2 separate regions of the Mus musculus genome follow, and region 2 is linked to region 1. The links are chromatin loops, found by intact Hi-C in ENCODE. Cell type or tissue: left cerebral cortex. All regions are shown on one strand. Each heading gives the region's core, and the rest is flanking DNA. Links, peaks and the distances in the headings are about the cores only.

The links. Peaks named below come from ENCODE experiments on the same cell type or tissue, not always from the same donor. Only the 100,000 strongest peaks of a DNase experiment are listed, where the experiment ranks them.
Region 2: a loop joins it to region 1, with 2.2 times the contacts of the local background. A loop is called at or near these places in 2 of 42 quality-filtered maps.

Annotation. Positions count from the first base shown.
Region 1 is chr5:85,932,085-85,943,446 of GRCm38, forward strand. No RefSeq gene overlaps it. Among named protein-coding and RNA genes, the nearest start is that of Gm24626, 110 kb to the left of the region's middle. In left cerebral cortex, for the core only: a CTCF peak has its summit at 5,062 (motif pointing left); a DNase peak (open chromatin) is centred at 5,010.
Region 2 is chr5:84,413,315-84,422,995 of GRCm38, forward strand. Epha5 (Eph receptor A5) reads right to left here and starts at 4,068. Exons shown (of 16, transcript NM_007937.3): 1 at 3,005-4,068. The coding sequence starts at 3,191. It overlaps Gm42163, which reads left to right and starts at 3,424. Exons shown (of 4, transcript XM_030254978.1): 1 at 3,424-3,462; 2 at 3,800-4,243. The coding sequence starts at 3,424. In left cerebral cortex, for the core only: a CTCF peak has its summit at 4,259; DNase peaks (open chromatin) are centred at 965, 1,785, 1,954, 2,915 and 3 more places; H3K4me3 peaks cover 4,768 bases; H3K27ac peaks cover 4,463 bases.

The DNA.
Region 1 (11,362 bases), core at 2,021-10,020:
GTATGGAAAGGAAGAGTCGGTAAGAAAAAGAAAGAAGGTAAATATGATCAAGTGCATAGTATGTGTGCATAACAATACCATAATGAAATGTCTTATGATTAATATATACTAGCAAAAATTAATTTAAAAATTATCCACATAGGGGGTGTCTTCTTGAACTATTATAAAAATCAAATTTCAAGCAAAATATCTTCCTATAAACTCTCTGAGAGTGTAACAAAGGAAAAATGTAAAGATTTGATAGGTTCCACCACAAGTTGCTAGCTCTGGAACTATACTTAGAAAACTTAGGTCCCAGACTTCCCATCACCTGCCTGGCTCCTCACGATCATAACATGTCAAGGACACAGCCAGAACAATCCTGGTTTCCTGTGCTTTCTCTTTTCTCAGGTTCTCAACACCCTATCTCATATTGCTTGAACACCGTTTTTTCAGAAATGCTTCCAACAGCAATCCCTTCGCTGTGACTCACAAGCAAGACCAAAACTGGACCAGTGTGATTAGTGTGGCAGCAAGTATGTGAGCTTTAGCAGGAATCACAAGATTTCTTGTCAGGTGCAAGGAAAGGGGCAGTGTGACTGAAGAGTGTCTGGAGGCTATTCAGACTGCACCATCCTTGTCTATCGGAGCAGACCACTCTTCAGAGGAAAGCAAGTGCAATTTCACAGCTGCTTGGGTACCCACTCGAGTCCCTCATCACAATACCCATGATGACTTTTGTGATTAAGTCCCACCATCATTCCCAGCATGCCATTTGTCTCCCTTGTTCTCCCTAATAATATTTTTTAACCATTTCTCTTTATTTTTCATTGTCTATATCTGCCCATAAGAATAAAACCTCTCTGTCTCAGCTTCTATTGCTATGATAATCATCATGACCAAAGGCAACTTGAGGAGGAAAGCTATTTGCCTATGTGTCCTGATCACAGGTCATCATTGGAGCCAAGTAGAAGTTCAGGCAGGGAGATGGAGGCAGGAACTGAAGCAGAGACCATGCAGAAGCATTGCTTGCTCCCATGCTTTTTCATACAACCCAGACCCACCTGACTGGAGATGACACCACCCACAGTAGGCTGGGCCCAGCCTTCCCACATCAACCATGAATCAAGGAAATGACCCGCAGACTTGCCTACAGACAGGTGTGATGGAGGCATTTGTTTCAATTTGGGGTTCTCTCTTCCCAAACAACTGTAGCTTGAGTCAAGCTAACAAAAACTAGCCAGCACACTCACCAAGAACATTGCTTACATCACTGCTGTATACCTTGTCTATAAGAGGTACTGTGTGTGTGTGTGTGTGTGTGTGTGTGTGTGTGTGTGTGTGTGTGTGTGTATGTGTATAAAACGTGGACTGGGATAATCATGATAAACATTGAGTTAACTTGAAATTGACAGAAAGTGCATTCTCAGGAACATCAAGACTGTGCCCCTGTTCTTGAACATGATCAATGTTACCACCAAATATGAAACTAACCAATATTCTTACCAATGATAACACACTGTCCTGTTTATCCAAAGGAGCTGAGACATTTTGTCCATCCAAGAATCTTCACGTGGGTAGACATCTTTTGTCACAGTTTCCGAAACTTGAAGGCAATTGAAATGTCCTGTTAATGAATGAGCTCTAGCAAATTCAAAGAAATAGTATCCAGTGGCAATCGAAATAGTGTCATAGAAAGGCATGGAAGAATCTTAACTATAAATTGCTAAGTGAAGGAGACCCATTTAAATGGTGACACACCGTAAGATTCCAAAACCTGGCATGCTGGAAAGGCAAGACTATGAAGGTGGTGAAAAGATTGGGGTTTGGGGTGAACTGGCAAAGCAGAGATGACTTTCTAGCAACACCAGGGTATATTAAGGCAAACGCATCCCAACCCCAAACAGTGTACTGACCTAATGTGAATTCAATATAAATATGGTTTGGGGATATCAATATGTCTAGTTATATACATTCACTGTAAAAACCATGCACTGCATTTTGTGGAAGGTATCCAGAATAGAAAGGCTATTTATGTATAGAAACAGAATGTCAAAAATCTCCGCACTTTCCTCTCAAGTTTTGTGACCCTAAACCTACTCTTAAAACTGTTTCATCCTTAAAAACCCAAGACAAAAACTCTACAACAATCACTAGAGACCTGTATGCAGCTTTGCTTGGTTAGCTCTCTGCTACATTTTGTTCATTTCCAGGGGCGAACATCAAAGGATACTTACTCTCTAGAAGTGCATATTCATGCATTATGCTGCCACTCCCAATATAAATTCTACCTCAAAATCAGATTTTCTTTAACGTCTTTCAAATTTCTCTAAACGTATCACCGTCTTTTTAAAAAAGGGGGTGATTTTAATCAGTGTTGATTACACTTGACTATCCACCGTGCAGCTACACGTCTATGAGCAGTTCCCTTATTGTCCTCCGTGGGATCAAGACGGTATTTGACATCATCAGACTCCATTCATGCCTGTCTAAAGTTATCGTACTTAAAAGGAGTTCAGTATACCAGTGGAGGAAATGCCCTCAAAATATCCACAAACCCCACCTCTGGAATATTTAAAGTATCTTTTGTAAATATTGATTTCTTTTCTTTAAAGTGCAGATGACATTCTCTGGGAGAATACGGAAGTTTTATGTATATTATTCTAAGATATTAGGACTGAATGTCTAAAAATGACATTGGAAAGTAGTCTCATCCAAATTGGGGGGGGGGGGGCTGAACAATATACTCTATTATAACAGGATGCCTTTAAACATAATCCATCATTTTTGTCTTAAATCCCTACTGGTTCTCTAAGTCAGGTGTCATATGATGGCTAATTGCACACCTTAATAAAGTTTGGGTGGTGTAATCTTCAAAAAATATGATTATAATGGAATCATTTTATATGTTAACTTTGAAAATGTCAACAGCAGGGACCGAGTGGGGGACTTAGGAGGTCTATGCATTTGCCCATTTCAAAGCTTAGCTGTCAGGATAGGGCTGGGGGCAGCCTGCTGTGCTCCATGTTCTGTATAAACATTTCCAGACATATTTAGCAGATAATAGAGTTCCCACTGGGACTGTGTGTTCAAAGGCACCGTATTGTACCACCTACCATAAAAAGAGGTGGATGCCAAAGTGGGTTCTTGCCTGTTCTAAAGGATTTCCAAATATACAAAGCAAGGAAAAACTCAAATGCCCATCTTAAAGGAAAAGCTCTGAAAGCTTGCTGGAGGAAAGTACCGCAATGATCCAGGTCTGAGGAACACTCCGTGGCCATGCATCCTGCAGCAGGTCTGTGAAATCGTCTGACAACTTGAGAATTGAGGACTGGAATCCAATGCTTGCAGACTAACACCCATCAATTTGGGAAGCTCTGACATCAGTCTAGATTTTTGTGTGGGAAAATTAGACATAGTTAAAGTGACAGAAAACTATCTGTTTGTTCCTGTAGTTTATCTCCAAAGATTCTTCTGAATTTGACCTGAAACTAAAAAAAAAAAAAAAAAAAAAAAAAAAAAAAGTAGTCAAACCGAATTAAAACACAATCCTTCTGATTAACTGTATAGAAGGAAATATAGCTTTTAAGGGTTTGTACACATTAAATTCTCCAACAGCGAGAGGCACAGTCACAAAAATACTGTACTTTGGAATAATAAAAGAAAAAACATACCATAAGTTGATCCATATATATGTTTCACAAACAATGTTTAGCTGCCTACAATAGTCTGGTTGAGCAATATGCAAATGCTGAGAAATTTTATTATGTATACAAAAAATTAGGTTGTGCAATACACACACACACACACACATATAAATATATATATATATTCCACCTGTCTCAAAACCTATAGCTGAAGCAACCTCCCACTCCCCTCTAATTCCCTGCCTAGCTGTGACTGTAGTAGGCTGTTTGCTAACTTTTGTATTAAAAGTGTATGTTAGGAGTTACGGAGACAAAGTTAGAAGGAGAGACTGAAGGAATGACCATCCAGAAACTGCCCCACCTGGGGATCCATTCCATAAACAACCACCAAAACCAGACACTATTGCAGATGCCAACAAGAGCTTGCTGACAGGAACCTGAAATAGCTGTCTCCTGAGAGGCACTGCCAATGCCTGGCAAATACAGAAGTGGATGCTCACAGTCATCCATTAGATGGAGCACAGGGTCCCCAATGAAGGAGCTAGAGAAAGTAAGCAAGGAGCTGAAGGGGTTTGCAGCCCCCTGGGAGGAACAACAATATGAACTAACCAGTACCCCCAGAGCTCCCTGAGACTAAGCCACCAACCAAAGAAAACACATGGTGGGACTCATGACTCTAGCTGCATATGTAGCAGAGGATAGCCTAGTCATTGATTTATGAGAGGAGAGGCCTTTGGTCCTGTGAAGGTTCTATGCCCCAGTATAGAGGAATGCCTGGGCCAGGAACCGGGAGTGGGTGGGTTGCGGAGCAGGGGGAGTGGGGAGAGTATAGGGGATTTTTGGAGGGGAAGCTAGGAAAGGGCATAACATTTGAAATGTGAATAAAGAAAATATCTAATTAAAAAAAAGTGTAAGTTTAAACTTTTAAATGTTTGAGAAAAGATTCCTGTTGTGAAAAGGCTTGCATACTAATAAAACAGAAAGGTGCAAACACGATAACATGACTAATATGTTTTAATGGTGATAAACATGATAAACATGGAAAATGATCCACATTGTGACAACTGTGTTTGAGAAGGAAAGTGAGGCGTGCTGAAGTGAGGAGTTGCGTCTAGAAGCTACAAGAAGCCTCTGGAGGAGTGGAGCAAGGCTTCACTCACTGCTCAAGACCAGTGAGAGCAAACACTCAGATAACCGAAGCAACAGAAAGCTTGGCTACTATGAAGCCTCTTAAAACATTTTTTTTCACGGAGGTGACATTCCTTATGTTGATACCCTCTTCCATGAAACCTTGAGCCATCTTTGAAATAAAGCCTTTCAAAACGCCCAATGTTGAATCTGAGAAAGTTCCTTAACCCGGGGAGACGTTCTTCTAAAAACCTTCTCCTTCCCTTGCCTTTCACTGCCCCCTTGTGGTAATTCACTGACATGACATGGAAAGCCAACATGGAGAACTATCTCTAAACACTAAACACAGGTAGATTCCTTTTCTGTCTGAATACTTACTTTATCCTACTTTATTTTAATGCAAATTTCAGCCAAACTTGAATTCAAAACAATCTTATAAAGTAAAAAATACACCTCCACATAGAAAAATGCAAATAATAAAAACTCTCATTATTTGGCTAAGTTTTTAAAATCAGATATAGCTTTATCTTAGATAAAAAAAGAAAGTCAACCTCAGAGGCAATTAGTAGGGCCAGGCATCTTCTGAGATTCCAGATGGAAACCACACTGAGAAAAAAAAACTTTCTTTTTATACATCTTCCTTCTCAAACAACTAATTTCCCTACACATTCTTATCTCACCCCAAAGAAAATTACATTCGGCCCAAGTTTCAGCTCAAGAGTTTATTGCTAAACAAAAAAAAAAAAATGCTGCCCGTGATTTGTGAGGCAATTGAAGGGAAAACGCCCTCATCTATACCCAGCAGACGCTATTTCTTTGTTCCCTTGTACAGTTGCTGCCGAACTGCTTTCCATAAAGAAAAAATAAACATGATCTACGAAGGCATTAATAGATTTGATTATATTTGTATAGCAAATGGCTGGGCCAGCCTGCGCAGCCCGGGTCTTCTAAATGTTAATCCACTGGCTGTTCAGTGCTCAGCAGACTGCTGCTGAGACAGGGCACCAAAGAGAACCTCAACATCACACATTTGGAATAAGATTTGAATAACATTTGGAACCTGAAAATAGGACCCATGAAAATAATAATAATTAGCACATTATGCAAGTAATCTTCAAAAAGAAAAAGTAGGAAAGTATGTAGGAACAGTGGGACTCAAGGTCACAGGGCAAAATACAAATCTATGACGATGGGACTGGGACCACATTTCATAGGACCAATGAGATCCAGCTAACAAGCCCTCCATGTCATTTGAAAGCATGTGTCAAGTTCCATAAATGCCTACCTGTATCTCTCTATCCTCTCCCTATGCTGGTCTCCTCTCCTGACTCTACTCTAAGCCTGTCACTTGACTAATTCAAGAATGGGCCCCACCTTGAATATCATTTTCCTTCAAAAGGAAAATAATTACAATTTAATACTTCCTTTGAAGTTATCAAAGAAGCAGTGTGCTGTGGTCACAATAGAAATTCAATCAAAAGTGGGAAAAACTTTGCCTCAAGAATTTTGTTAGTCAACAAAAACATCCAAGAGCAAATTTTTCTTTGGGGCCAGGCTTACCTTTGCTCCAACTCTTAGAGCAGAAGTAGACTGGGTAGACAAATAAATGTCCCCGGATATACAGATTGGATAGAACTGATAGGTATAAAACCATACCAACTTTAGCCCAGGTTAGCTTTTAATACTTAAAACCCGCTGTAGTTGCAGTGATTTTGGTCTCCGAAAGGAATAACTATGTTTTAACTCAGAGTATTAGCAAAACAAAACAGAGAACAGCATTTCTTAAAATACCCTAAATCTTGAAGGCATTACTTTAAAGATCATCCTTACTATCTCTTTTTATGCTGAAAGGAATATAGTATAGCGATGGGCTTAGAAAGTAGGTGACTTCTCTGTTTTTGTATAATTGTAAGAAATTTAAAGTGCTAGAAAGATGTGGAGAGACTTGAGAATCATTCAGTTTTCTTTATGCTTTGTAGCCAAATAATATAGCATATTCTCTTTCTCCTAAATAGCCTTTCATATTAGATTTTTATAATAGGCATTCTTGGTGTTGAAAACTTTTACTGGACCCTACTGTTAAATCATCCGGCAGCCAAACTAAGAATACACTTAGGTGTCTGCTGAGGTTGTGATGGCTGTGTTCCTTCAAAATTCATGTGCTGAAATCACCCAAAGTGATGGTGCCAGGAGGTGGGGGTGTAAGTAGTGATTAACAGGGAGAAGACTGCATGAAAGGGATTAGTTTCCTTACGAAACAAGACCAAAAGAAAGCCTTCATTCCACCACACCTTCTAACATGCAAGCAAGACAGAAAACTAGCAAGCATCCCATCGGCCTTGTCCTTGGGTTTGCAAGCCAGCAAAAATATTTGAAATGAAGTTGTGTGTGTGTGTGTGTGTGTGTGTGTGTGTGGTTTTGCAGCCCAAATTAATAATAAAAAGTCCAAGAAAAAGAGACTTCCAAGGGAAGAAGGAGGGGGGGAAGAGGGACATGGAGAATCTGATATGTGATATTTAAAAGTATAAATCATGATATGGAAAATACAAAAAGCCACTGGGCATCTGTTCACTTGTTTATTCATATCATTGTGTTATTAGCAACAGAATAGCATCATGAGTAACAGTGTACACTCTGGAGTCAAGCTACCCAGCTGTACCATAAACTAGTTGTGAGGTCCCACCCCCGGAAAACTGATACTAAAAATAGTCCCTGTGTCAAGGATCAGGGTCTGGAGAAGGAGTAGAAGACACCATGTCAGAAAGGGAATGAGAAGAAGCTCTTGAAGCAGGCCAAGATGGTGGATGACAAATATCCGACTTTAGAACAGAAAACAAGAACAGACGAAACTGGAGAAATGGAAAACAAAGACCCCGAGAAAGGCCCTCTTGCTGATGGTGGAATTCAGAAAGCTGGCCAAAGTTAAGCTATTAAACAACCTTGAGAACAACGTGGAATCTGTTGTACATTGCAATACACTCTCCCAGGTCTTAGACTTGCCCTGAGAAGTGATGTACAGATGCCTTGGCAGTGTTTAGCATCAAAGAACAGCTGCACGCCTGTGTTATTACTGTTCCTCCATAGCCTGCTTTTATCCTGGCTCCAGAGGGAGGAGGAGGAGCTCAGAGCGCCTCACCTTGTACTGCTCTAGATCCAGACATTGCCTCACTGTGGTGAACAATAGGTTGCTGAATATACCGGATATCTTCCAGAAACCCACTGGTGGAGGCTAAATTGTTCAGATCGAAAGGACTTTACAACTGTGCTCTCTGTCTTCACCAAAAGAAACCACACAATCCACCAGGACAATGACTGATATCTGTAATAGAAAGTTGTGGCCTTGGTTCTGGGTACCTGTTACAATGGCTGAGGACACTGAAAAGTTATTTGCTTCTTCCATGCATAGGTTTATCAAATTAAGTAAGCTTGCCAATAAGACAGAGAAATGGTAAGAATAAAATCAAAACATCACTTTGAATACCAAATGGAGGCCACTTGGAAGATGCAACTTGGATCATAAACAACCTTTCAGAGTTGATAGGGATTGTATTCTCAGGCTGAAACCCACCTTCCTAGGAATGAAGTCAAAGGGTCAGAAATGTCTTTATAGAAAATCCTTCATCCTGAAAACCAAGGCTTATGGTGGAAATTTTCCCACTGCAGCATTTCATAGCTCCCTCTATTCATTGGGTTTAACAATTAATCATATAATCAAATGAAATACAAATATCTTGCAGAAGAGAGATGTCCTCTTCTCTTTTGGGGTGTGGGGGATAGGGGTGGGGGATAACAGAAAGACCCAGATGTTCTCCAACAAAGGAATGGATATAGGAAATATGGTATATTTACACAATGGAGTACTACTTAACTATTAAAAACAATGAATTCATGAAATTCTTAGGCAAATGGATAAAACTAGAAAATATCACTCTGAGTGAGGTAACCCAATTGCAAAAGAAAACACATGATATGCACTCACTGATAAGTGAATATTAGCCCAGAAGTTCCAAATAGCCAGGATACAATTTACAGACCACATGAACCTCAATAAGAAGGAAGACCAAAGTGTGGATGCTTTGGTCCTTCTTAGAAGGAGAACAAAATACAGGAGCAAATATGGAGATAAAGTATAGAGCAGAGACTAAAGGAAAGGCCACCCAGAGACTGCCCCACCTGGGGATTCATCCCATATACAGTTACCAAACCCAGACACTATTGTGGATGCCAAGAGATGTTCTCTTCTGTCCTCACAGTACCCTTCCCACCTCTCCAAGGACATTTCCCAGTATCAACCACAGTTCTTCCTAAACAGACTTCCTGAGAAATTAGGCTTTGCCTCAAGAAGACTCTGATTTGGGTCAGATTAAGACAAATCAAAAGTCATTCAATAAACAAGACTGAAACTCAGGTCCTTTCCATTCCCAATCAATTCTTTTATAAGACCGCATACTGCTGTTAGAATAAAAAGTATATTAATAAAGCACCAACAGTAGAAATTCCAAACGTTTTCATTTAAAGACTTTCCCATTATCATCATCCCAATGAGAATTTGAAGATCATGATTAAGTTTCTCTTCAAGTTAAAGGCAAGTAGATTAAAAGTCAACATCAAAAAGTTTTCCCTAATGAATTTAATACTTTGTTTACTCTTGAAATTTGTACTACAATTACTCATTGTATGATAGTTAATACTGTCAGCATGAAAGGACCTAGAACCTCCTAGATTACAAACCTATCATAGGAGAAAGCAAGCTGGGCATATATACTCTTCACTCTGTTTCCTGGCCACAGCCGCTACCTGACCAGCCACCCAAGTTCCCACCTCCATGACCCCACACCATAATGGAATATACCCTCAGATGGTAAGCCAGGACAAACACTCTCTTCCTTAAGTTTGTGGTTGTTGTTGTTGTTGTTGTTGTTGTTGTTGTTGTTGTTGTTGGACATTTCATCACAGCTGCAAGAAATTGATACACAGCCTTTAGAGACAGTTTGCCTGTGTCCTTTGGCAACCACAGCTTGGGGTTAAACCTCTCCAGGAATCTGTCCTGGTTCTCTCTACAGTTTCACCTAAAAACCAACTGAGTCTACCTTTCTCTTCTAATGGACCAGTTACATTACACAGTCACCCTAGTCTTCTTGACCACTTCTGGTCCAGGATGTTATTGGTCCCGTAGGCATCTTTGACTCACTCCTCAGAACAAGATCTGCGTTGTTTCTCCATGTACGGGGTCAAGTTCTGAATTTGATGCTCAAGTAGTTACTTTTACATGGAGCTTTAAATTTCACAGATTGTTTGGCATTTATAAGCCACTATACATCTGATTTATCATTGATAAATTATTTTTAAGTATTCTAGGCATACGTACTAATTGTCAAGATTTTTTTAGTGATTATGTGATTGGTTTTTTTTTTTTTTTTTTTTTTTTTTTAGATTCTGAAAACTACTCCCCAGTTTTGCAGGCCTGGATGAGTTACATCACTCTTTGAGTATATTTTGTTTTTAAAATAAAATCATAATTTTCCTATTGTAAGCGTGTATTACTTTTCTGAGATTGCCTTAATAGTAGCTTAAAACACCTTATTTTCTCCCAGTTTTGAAGGCTACAAGTTCAAGTCTGAGATACCATTATGGTTGCTTCTTCTGAACTCTACCTCACTAGATATCACATACAATATTTTCCCTCCAAGTTCTTGTGACCTATCGTCTTTGTTCATCTGTACCCTCATTTCTCAACTGCTCATAAGGGAATTTATCAGACTGTGTTAAGGATGATCCTTAAGAGTATGTTAATACTAACTGAAAGACCCACAAAGTGAGGACTCCCCCACGTTCTGACTCAGGAGAGGCGACACCCCAAATCACTCACAAGAAACAGTCTAGATGCAAACCGCAAGAGGACTTTTTATTCCAGGCACACTCTGGGGCCCACAGTCGTACACCACATAGGGGTAGAAGACTGAGGACCACGAGTGCAGAATTAGGACAGCTTTTATGGGGTTACAACAAAGCCCACACTTCGCAAACCAATCATGTCATAACATCAAGAGCACAGTGTGGGCCAATCGATTTGTACCACTCCATAGTTTTTAGGTCAATCATTTTAAATTATCAAGCCCGTGCTCCTGGGGCCAATCAGTTTTCTATGGCCCCTGCAGTCAGCATTTGCACGGGTTCCTGGGTGGGGGCAGCAAAACGTAGTTTCAGTGTGTAATCTTTCCTTCTATGGTGCAAGCGGTTTACAGAAGCTAAATAAGCGGTTAGTCAACTCATTTTCTGTTATCTTACTAGGCCAGGATTATGTATTCACAGAAAAGCAGGCCCTGGAGCAGGAAGAAGTGTAACCTTTTACCTCTACTATGGCAGGGAGCAGGATCTGGATTTTCTATCCTTTCACTAACTACATCTCTTAATCTCCTATCTCCAAATTCAGTCATCTGTGATCCTAGGGGTTAGGAGTTCTACATGTGAGTGTGAGGTATGCAAATTAACTAATTTTAAAAGAAAGGTGATTTCATAAGGAAAGAAATTGTGCTGTTAAAGCCTTACGTGCAGGCGTCCTGATGTATACTCCTGGCGTGCAGGGTAGCTCTTGCTTTGATTTAGGC
Region 2 (9,681 bases), core at 1-8,000, 1.5 Mb before region 1:
ACTGAATAAGTTCAGGGCCACCTCCAAAAATTCAAGATTGTTGCCACAGCCATTTTACTTATTAAATTTCTTAAAATTGTTCACTTGTTGATGCACTTATGAATGCTGTCCTCCTGCATCCATCTGAAAATAAAATGTTCTGCTAAGATGCTTGTAATTTTATTTTTAAGTAAACGTTTGCACACCTTAATGCAGACTAAGTGTTTCTTCCAAGTGCCGTTTGTAAATATACATTACAAATGAACAGATATTGATTGCATAGTTTGTTTAGAACGCAGTTATCCAGTAAAGATGGATTTCAGAAATAATCGGAATAACGAGTGTAAATGATAATTCACATTTATTTCTTCCTGCCTGACACTTTATTACATAATCATATAATGTACATCTGTATTATGTAATGTATACACATATATGACTGAAGAACCATTAAGCATTTATGGAAGTTGCAGACAGCAAATTCTATGAATTTTATAAATTTCATGAATCAATTCATTATTAAGTTTAGCATGCCAACAAAATATTTCAGTATATGACCTTCCAACTTTCTTTCATTAAAAACAAGCGGGTGGTATGTTTCAGCTTATTTATTAAATAAACAATAAAGAGTAATGCTAAGAATCTTTCAATGTATGTCACTGCTCCATTTTTAAAAGCAGTGATAAAGAAAATGTAAAGCAGAAAAGAATCCACATTTCGAAAAACAGAAGGATCTGGGATGGGATTATAGATGATGTCCTGTTGGGTAATGAAGGAATGAATTGGACAGACAACCTCAAATAGCACTAATATTAAATCTTTAACTACACACCACAAAATGTTCCCCGAACAGCAGGCACACTTGATTCTGGATGTCTTCAGAGCACAAGGTTGCTTTTGTTAGCTCCTCCAGCCCTCATCTGCATGTAACCAAGTCAGCTGTGTGGTTTACTAGCTGGGTTAGACTGCACAACCTGTGGGTGTTAAAGCTCATGCTTGCATGGCCCTATTCCCCAAGATGCAAGTTTTGCTTAGGGTACCATTGGAGAGTTGAGCTATTTCCCTTCTTCCTTCCTGTTCCTTCTGCTTGGTTTTTGATCTCCTTAGTCTTGGCCCCCATTCACATTGGGTGTCACACTCCCTGATAATTTATTTCTTCAGTTCTTTTATAGAGACTTCCTTGAGTCCAGTCCCCTGCCCCATTGTATACATAGTAAGGGGGGTTATAGAAAGCTGCTTCAAATGACTATGTAGAGAAAAGGATGGGTGCTGTTAGCCTTAAATCCTTTTGAAGTTCAATCAGGATGGCCCTTTGGTTGGAAAAAAAAAACGGATAAAAGCCCCTCCTTCCTTTCCCTCTCTCCTCCCCCCTCTTCCTCTATCCTCCCTTCCCCAACACCTCCCCCACCCCCCTGCATTAGCCCTCTCAGAGCATTTGGACTTCTAATCTAATGGTCTTAACATAGGACCTTAATAAAAGGTCCAAGTGTAAAACAAACAAACAAACAAACAAACAACGACAATAAAATAAAATCACCACTTAAAAACTTTACAGAGAAAAAAATAGGCATCTTGTTTGGCTTAAGCATGAAGCATGTCTTATTACACAGATATCGACAGATACCCATATTCCTTTGAACAGATGTTTAATAATAAACATAGTGAGAGAGTGAGTGGGGTGGGGTGTGAGTCTCCATCTGCCCTGCTTTCTCTGGGTTCCTTGGGAACTGGCAGCACTAGTGGTTACCAGCTCAGCGTCTTCTACAGCAGACTGAATCTATGCTAGTCACGAGGGCATATACTACTGTGCTGCTGCTATTTCATCTTTCAGGTCCAGCATCTCCTGTTCCCAAGTGCAGGGGCTTATTTGAGATTTTACCCCTCTCAGGAGTCTCATCCACAGCCCAAAGCTTAAAACCTCAGGCTTCTAAACAAGAGGACAGGGTTTTTGATGATTCTACAGTGAAGTCGACCACTCCTGGTAACCAGAGAATCTGGTCTGAGATGCTGAGCGCCTTTCCACATGCTCCACCCTCCCCCGTGCGAAGGCTTGAGCTGAGACCAGAGCAAGCCATTATGTATGAAAGAGGAGCAGACCTCAGGGTCTGAGAGGACCCGGGGCGAGGCCATGTAATGGACCAAGACTGGTTTGTCAGAGGCTGAGACCAGCTCAAAGAAAAGAACACAGGTAGTGTTCCTGTCTCCAGATTTACTCTCCAGGAGGAACGCAAAACAGTCCGGAGCAGAGAATTAGGGATTGGAGGGTTGGGTACTTCAAGACCTGGTGCCTCTGGCTAGGACAGATCTTCTCTCACCAGATAAGCTGTAGTGGGATCCATGAACAACTTCTTGGTATCCACACTGCCTGTCTCTCTCAACACTATCCCACCTTCCCGCCTTCCTCTACCTTTGCTTTAGAGTGTTAATGACCCCCCCCCCCAGATGGAAGGGCATCCATCCTTTTCTGCCTTTCACAACCCCCTTCCTCAAAAATTAAAGTTCTTGTTAAACAGCTTGTAAAACAGCCAGTGGTGCTCTAAATAACAGCTACCGGGTCAGCCACTTTCTCCAAAATAAAATTACCAGCCAGCCTGAAATCGTCTTCCAACATCAGCACCAAATAAAGGTTTCTAAAACCCACACACATCCTATGAGCCTTGTTGTCATCTCTCTCAGTAATCCGGACGTGTCACTTCTCCAGGTTCTCAGGACCCAACCGCACCCAACCTCCCAGCTCAGGTCTCAGACCTCTTTCCGTCAGCCTTCCAACTTCCCAACCCCCAATCAGCCTCAGACCACAGGCAGGTTCTTTGCCTGGCGAGCACTCTGCAGCTATGTCAAACAATGCAACCAAAGATACCAGAGAGATCCGGAAACGCCAGCAAAAGCGGACAAACATTAATTGGAGATGAAGAGCGGGGATTTAGTCTCCGCAGCGGCGCTTGGAGCGCTGCGACCGGCTGACACAAGCTCCACCTCACCCATCCACCCCAGGGCGCCTTGGTCCCCACCTCCATTTCCCTACCTTCGTTGCTGGGGCTGGCCAAAAGGGTCCGGAGCGCCGCACACAAGAGAAGGCACGTCCAGAGGGGGCCCTTTAGAGGTGCCGAATAGCAGCCTGCCAGAGAGGCAGGGACGCGGGGGGTGTCGTCGCCGCCACCTCTGCCCTGGGTCCGTCGGTGTCCCGCACCGCGGGGCCCGGAGCCCCGCATTTTCTACTACCCTCTTCTGCCTCTTGTGTCCTGCGTGGCTCAGCCTAAGGTTCAGGCTTGGTGGAAGGGGCGAGAGAGACGTGGAACTCCTCCTCCTGGTGGGGTCCTGTACCTTCTGGCTCTCGACCCCTCTAAATGCGGGAATCACAGATCCGCAGAGACCGCTGAAGAAGTTTGCTTCTGGCTCCTGTCGCCCTCCCTTTCAGTTGGATAAGATGAATTAGAAGTTCTGATGGCTAGTACAGTCCTGGGTGGGCTCGGTCAAGGGTCTGTAGAGGGTCGGGAGTCCCGCTTCTTTGCCCTTTAAGACTTTTTCTTTTTCTGGCACCCCCCTTCTTCTTCTTCTTCTTTTTTTTTTTTAAGTGCCACCAGGGTCGGAGTGGTGGTGAAGGTTCCCTTTCAGTCTTCAGTGCCGATATGGACGAGATTAAAGAAGACGAGTCATCTTAAATCAAGATGATGTTTTCAATAAAAGAGAGAGAGAGACAGAGAGAGAGACAGAGAGAGAGAGAGAGACAGAGAGGAGGGAGGAGGGGGGAATCAAGCAGAGTGTCTACGGATCAAGGGGAGAAGAGTAGAGCAAACGGTGTGTGGCAAACACCGAGTAGAGTGGAGCCCAGGCAGCAAGCGATCTAGAGAACTGGAGAGGCTGGCAGAGGGAAGTCAAATCGCTGCGGGCTGAGCTCGGCCGGGGGCGGTGCGACCGGCGGAGCGGGCTGGAGCGCGGGCCCGAGAGCGCAGCAGAGCCCGGAGGCTCGAGCCGCTGCGGTTCCCGCTGCTCAGCGCGGAGGCGGAGTGCGCGGCGACCAGGGCGAACCGGCGACTGCACCCGCGCGGCGCTCGCTCGCTCGCTCGCTCGCTCGCTCCTGCTGTGTCTGGAGCTCCAGCGTCTCCCCGAGCCTCCCGACTCCGCGCCTCCCACCTCCTCCCTCCGCCCTGCGCTCCCCCGCCCTCTGCTGCTCGCGGCCTCGCCAGTGACAAGCTACTGTAAGTGTGACTCGCTTAAACGAAGTCGCACACCCACAGAGGGAAGTAATCTGCAGGCTGCCGTGGTGAGTGTTGCCTAGCGGTCTCTGAGAAAGGCGCGTCTTCCTCCCGGGATAATTAGGGTAAAGAATCCTCGCTACAGTGCCTGCGAGGACCAGAGGTCCCTGAAGGAGGAAGGGAAGCCAGCCCTAGCTCAGACCGCAGCAGGAGGATCAGTGGGTCCCTGAGTCTGGCATAGCGCCTGCTGCCCTTTGCAGACTGTGGCACCAACAACCTTGTCGTCATATAACAGCACATTCACAGGCTCTGCTGGTCCGTGGATAGTTTCTTTAACACCTATGCCCCTCGGTTCCTTTGACCCTTTCTGTTCTTCTGGAATAAGATAGTCACTCAACGCTTTCTTGAGAAGTAAACTGTAGACTAAAGTCAGGGATAGCAGGTCGCTTTGAGATCTCAGAGAATCAAAGAATTTGACTGTTGGCATTTGTACTAGGCTAGGCACTCTATACTACATGAAGACTTAATTCATTTATTTCAGTGATAGAATACTTTAGTATTGAAATTACGTAATGGGAAAACATGCAGTTAACTCCAATGAAATTAACATGGGTATAATAATGTCAGAGCTTTAACATTTTTAATTATTTTAATTGCCCGTGGTTCATTACACTGAAAGAATAACAAATAACCAGGAAAACGCAGCTGAAGGGCATCTCCGTTTTTCTGTGCTTCCCCTGTGTTGTGTCAACCTGCTTTAACATCCATCTTCAATTTACTCGTTCATTGTTTCAAAAAGATACACAAGAAGGGGAATTTTAGAAGGCCAGCTCTCAATATCAGAATACAAAGTATCTCCCAAAATGTGTGTGTGTGTGTGTGTGTGTGTGTGTGTGTGTGTGTGTGTTTTAAAGAAGAAAGGCATTTCATTTAATTCCGGCCTTTGATAACTACTTTTAAGACTGGGCACCTGCTCACACTCACTAGTCTGTTGATGCCTTCAAAATAAATTTGTCACAATGGTTAGACGGTGCCCTATGGGTTTTGTTTAGATGCGTTCAATAAAGGAGAAAGAAACACTGCAGCGGTGGCACACTCGTTTAAGGAGATGGACGCTCATCTTTGACCCCCCCCCCAAATGTTTTGGCAATAGGAAGCCGAAAACAGATTCATTCTATTATAATGTTCTTCGAATGCATGAAGCCAATATAGAGGAGTGGCAGTGAATCTGTCTTCCAGTTTGGCTAAGAGCCTCACTTCGAGATGGAAAGTTAAAATTTATGGGTCTATTTGAAGACCATTCAAAATACGAGTCTTTCCTCCACCTTGGTTTATAGCTGAGTTACTTAAGAATTTCAACACGGAATAGCAAGGAAGAAATCTAAGGCCTTGCAGTCCACAAGAAAGCTAGAACAAGACATGGGCAGTTCGGTGGCCTCTGAGTATGTGCTTTACGTCTTTGAACTCAGCATTCTTATTAGTGAGATCGATCGGGAATTTACAGAGTCTTCAAGTTTACACAGCCTTCTTTACAGTGTGTGTGTGTGTGTGTGTGTGTGTGTGTGTTTGTGTGTGTGTGCCTGTGAGTGTGTATCTGTGCTACCACTCTAGAGTAGTAATAATGTGTAATTATTTAATATCAATTGCATATAAATCAAATATATTTACCATAGAGTTTATATTCCGGTGTTACAAAAGCCTTAGACAAACTTTCTGTGTTATGATTTGGTAAAATTTGAAATTTGATGTTTGCTTTCACTGAAATATCTCATGCTTCTCTGATTTTGATGCCTGATATTCCTTTCCGTAGAAGTTTCCTCTACTCACACATTAGATTTCCTCACTCTACAGTGCATTGCTCCACAGCTAGTACTGATGCTCAGATATTCAGGCCTAAGGTTTTTCTGACAAGATACCGGGGGGTGGTGGGGGGGTGGTGGGGGGGGGTTGTTTCTTGAAGGATCCACAGCTTGGAGTTTCTATCAAACAATACAATATCAACATTTTCCAAATGTAAAACTAAAGATATTTGTCTAAGTACATACACAGATTATAATACATAACATATACATTTATATATGTAATAACGAAACAAATATAGTCTAAACCAAGCATTCCCAAGAATTTTTTGGACATTGGTCATATATGGCTTTAAAAGTGTAATCTTCCACTCAAGATGAAAGATTTAAGTGATTCAGAATGCCTAATGTAGAACCGTTTTTATTGTCCGAGTATTTGTTAAATAGTATTTAAATTTGATGTCCCGTTTTCCTGAAATGTCTCAAGCTTCTCTGATTTTGATGCCCGGTACTCTTTTCCGTAGAATTTTTCTCTATGCATACATTAAATTTCATCACTATATACATATTTTGAAAGAGATAACAGCTGTAAAAGGAGATCCCAAAGACAATGATTATTTTTATCAAAGATTGTTAGTCAGAGAATACTATGGTAGTTGTTTGGCATTGGCCTCAATTTCAAAGGAGCTGCACTCGGCCATATGGTATTTTCTTGGCATATAATTAATCTTTGCCCACACTGTGGAACCAAGGCTTTGGGTAAAACTAGAGTTGTATTTTTCTTTCATACCTACAGTGTTGCGCCATAAAATGTTAGCCCATCTTACTGGGTTGAATGTTCTAGTATCTGTATTTGTCATAAAAATTATGTTTCAAGATGAGAATGTCTCTGATTTCTTCTTAAATCTTTGCTTTTCTACTGTGATGGATTATTATTTAGGTTTGTTTGCAAATTTATTTGCTCTTAGAAAAAATTATGTACGGTAACCTTGACAGAACACCCTGAGAGTTGAGTGCCTTGTATTTTCAATGTTGTGGATATAGTGAATAAGTTAAAAGCTTGCATTTATCTTCTTTACGCTCAAAACAGAATAAAAGCAGTCATGGTACAAAACATTATCTTATTTACTGAAAATTTACTGTGTATGAAGTATTACTTGATTTCACATTAATTACTTCAGCCATAGTGTGGGTGGATATAATTATTAGTCCAATGTTAATGAGAATAAAGAGGAAAGGAAGGTAGCTGACCTGACTAGTCATATAGCTGGTAGAACATTTGAATTTTAACACATGTTCTGGCTTTATTAAAAAAAAAAAAGCTGGTGCAACAGAAGTAAGGGATAAATGAATTACTGTATAATGTTGAATAAACAGAAACAGTGATCTCAAAACTCCACACTAATCAGAACAATTTGATAAAAATACGTGTCTATGATTGACTTAAAGCAAAATCAAATAATACATTAAGTAAAGGATGAAGGAAGAGGTAAATAAAGAAACTAAAGATATAAATAATCTCAATTTGGAGACAAAGATCAACAACCACAAACATGTATTCTATAATTGTGTGTGTGTGTGTGTGTGTGTGTGTGTGTGTGTGTGTGTAGTGAAGATAATGTGCCATCAGGATTAAGATCTGTAGACAGCTAACATTAGCCCAGATAAATGGCATAGAACTCATGCATAAAACATTGTAGAAAACAACAATCTCTGTAATCTTTTAATTTAAATGATTTTTGTCATTATGTAATTCTTTTCAGGGAGAATTTTGTAAAAAGTAATAGTAGGGCAAATAAAAGATGGTCTAAAGAAACTATAAAACACCACAATGAAGTTATTCTTTTTAGGATTTCTATTTGCTGCATGATGATGTCAATTATTTTGATCTGAAAGAAACTATTCATACTATATTTACGCAATCAAGTCTCTAAGGTTCTGAGACACAATAGCAGTATACTTCAATATATCCTGGCTTTTTTAGTAAATGTGGAATAATTTATTCAAAGTTACGTCAATAAAACATTTTCCCCTAAAAACCTAGATCTAAGTCTCTCTATTAATGATCCACATTTCTAAGATTTAATGGGACCTATATTTTATTTACAGGTTGTTGGTTATCAGCTAGCACTTTAAAATCCAGTGAAAAATCGCATTTTATAAAATTAGTAGACAAGACTCAGGAGATGGCTTAGTTGTAAGAAGTACTCACTGTTATTCCAGAAGATTTGGTTCCCAGCACCCACAACAGGTGGCTGGTGCCCACTGCTGGATCTGTAGGCACCCTCACGGCATATGTATACGCACTGACACCACACATGACCATCAATAGAAACACAAAAGAAATAAATGTGAAATAATTGAGTAAAGGTTCCGAAATATAATTTCATTTTTAACAAAAATTCAAAACGTTACCCTAGAAACTGAATTTACTAAATACATATATCATTATCACTAGAATACTTTTCCTTTCTTTGGCTTTTAAGAATAGAATAGAGCCTTCACACTGTTATTAAAGGAATTTTGTGGTAAAGGAGGAAAAGATGTTCATATAAATCACTGTGAGCCCAAAAGCCACAGTGGCTCATGCTGGTTTATTCTTTAATCATCCACACACCGATGATAGAAGTTTGAGAAAATTGTACCACAGTGCAAGGCCAAGGCTGCTACAGCTTATGAGGAACCAAACTGTCTTTCTAGGATGTTCTTTGGCAGTTGTGCTTGCCTCCAGCATCTTGGACAACTGGTGTCATGTAAAGAAGTGGACAGTGAAATAATAAGGACTCTTGAGGCTAAAGAACTAGGAAAGCATCCTCAGAATGATGCTATTGTGCCTTCTAAAATCCCATTAAATTCTGGGCAATCTCCTGAACTGAATGTATTTCACAGAATGTGAAAAAATAACTCTGGTAAGTTCCATAGTCTCAGGACAGAGTATTACCCTCAGTATACTGCTGTCTTAACAGCACAGCTAATTGACTCACATGGTATCATATTTTATAACATAAGTGGCAGTTTGCTAGGAGCAAAAATTACTAGACTTTCTCAGTGGCATGAGGAAAAACAGAGCCCCACATAGGGTTTGCTGCTATTGTTTATAGCCTGGGAAACAAGATTCTAGGTAAGACTCAGCAATGACAGTCTTGTGTGCTTCCTGGTGACGTGTTAATTAGAAGCATCATTCGAAGCATGTTTTAATAATATTATCATGCCTTTCTAACATGGCTAATTAATTAAGCCTAGTAACTTTGAAATTTTTTCCACAAATTAGTGAAAATGGGCTAAACATTAATGTTGGGCAATATTGATGGATATAAATACATAATTCCATGGTATACAATAAGAAGATGAAGGGATGAATGTGTGGAAATATATCATAACAAGGCAATATTACAGATCTCTTTAAATGCTCTGAAGAATATTTGTCTGCATAAAAGGATAAGTATAGAATTTCAAATTACTAAGGCATAATAAAAGGCAATGTATGCTATGAATAACATCCGTATGTGAACAAGAAGGGATTTAAAGTTGTTTATTTTATATTTCTACAATAGGCATTTTCTACATTTCACATATACAGGTTTAGAGTAGCAATGTAACAACAATAACAAAATCCTGTAGAGCTGTGTCCTGGTACAGACCAAAAGAACAAAGCAGAGGCAAGGCAGGTATGAGGAGAAAGACGGTGCCAGTGAGAAATCTTACCT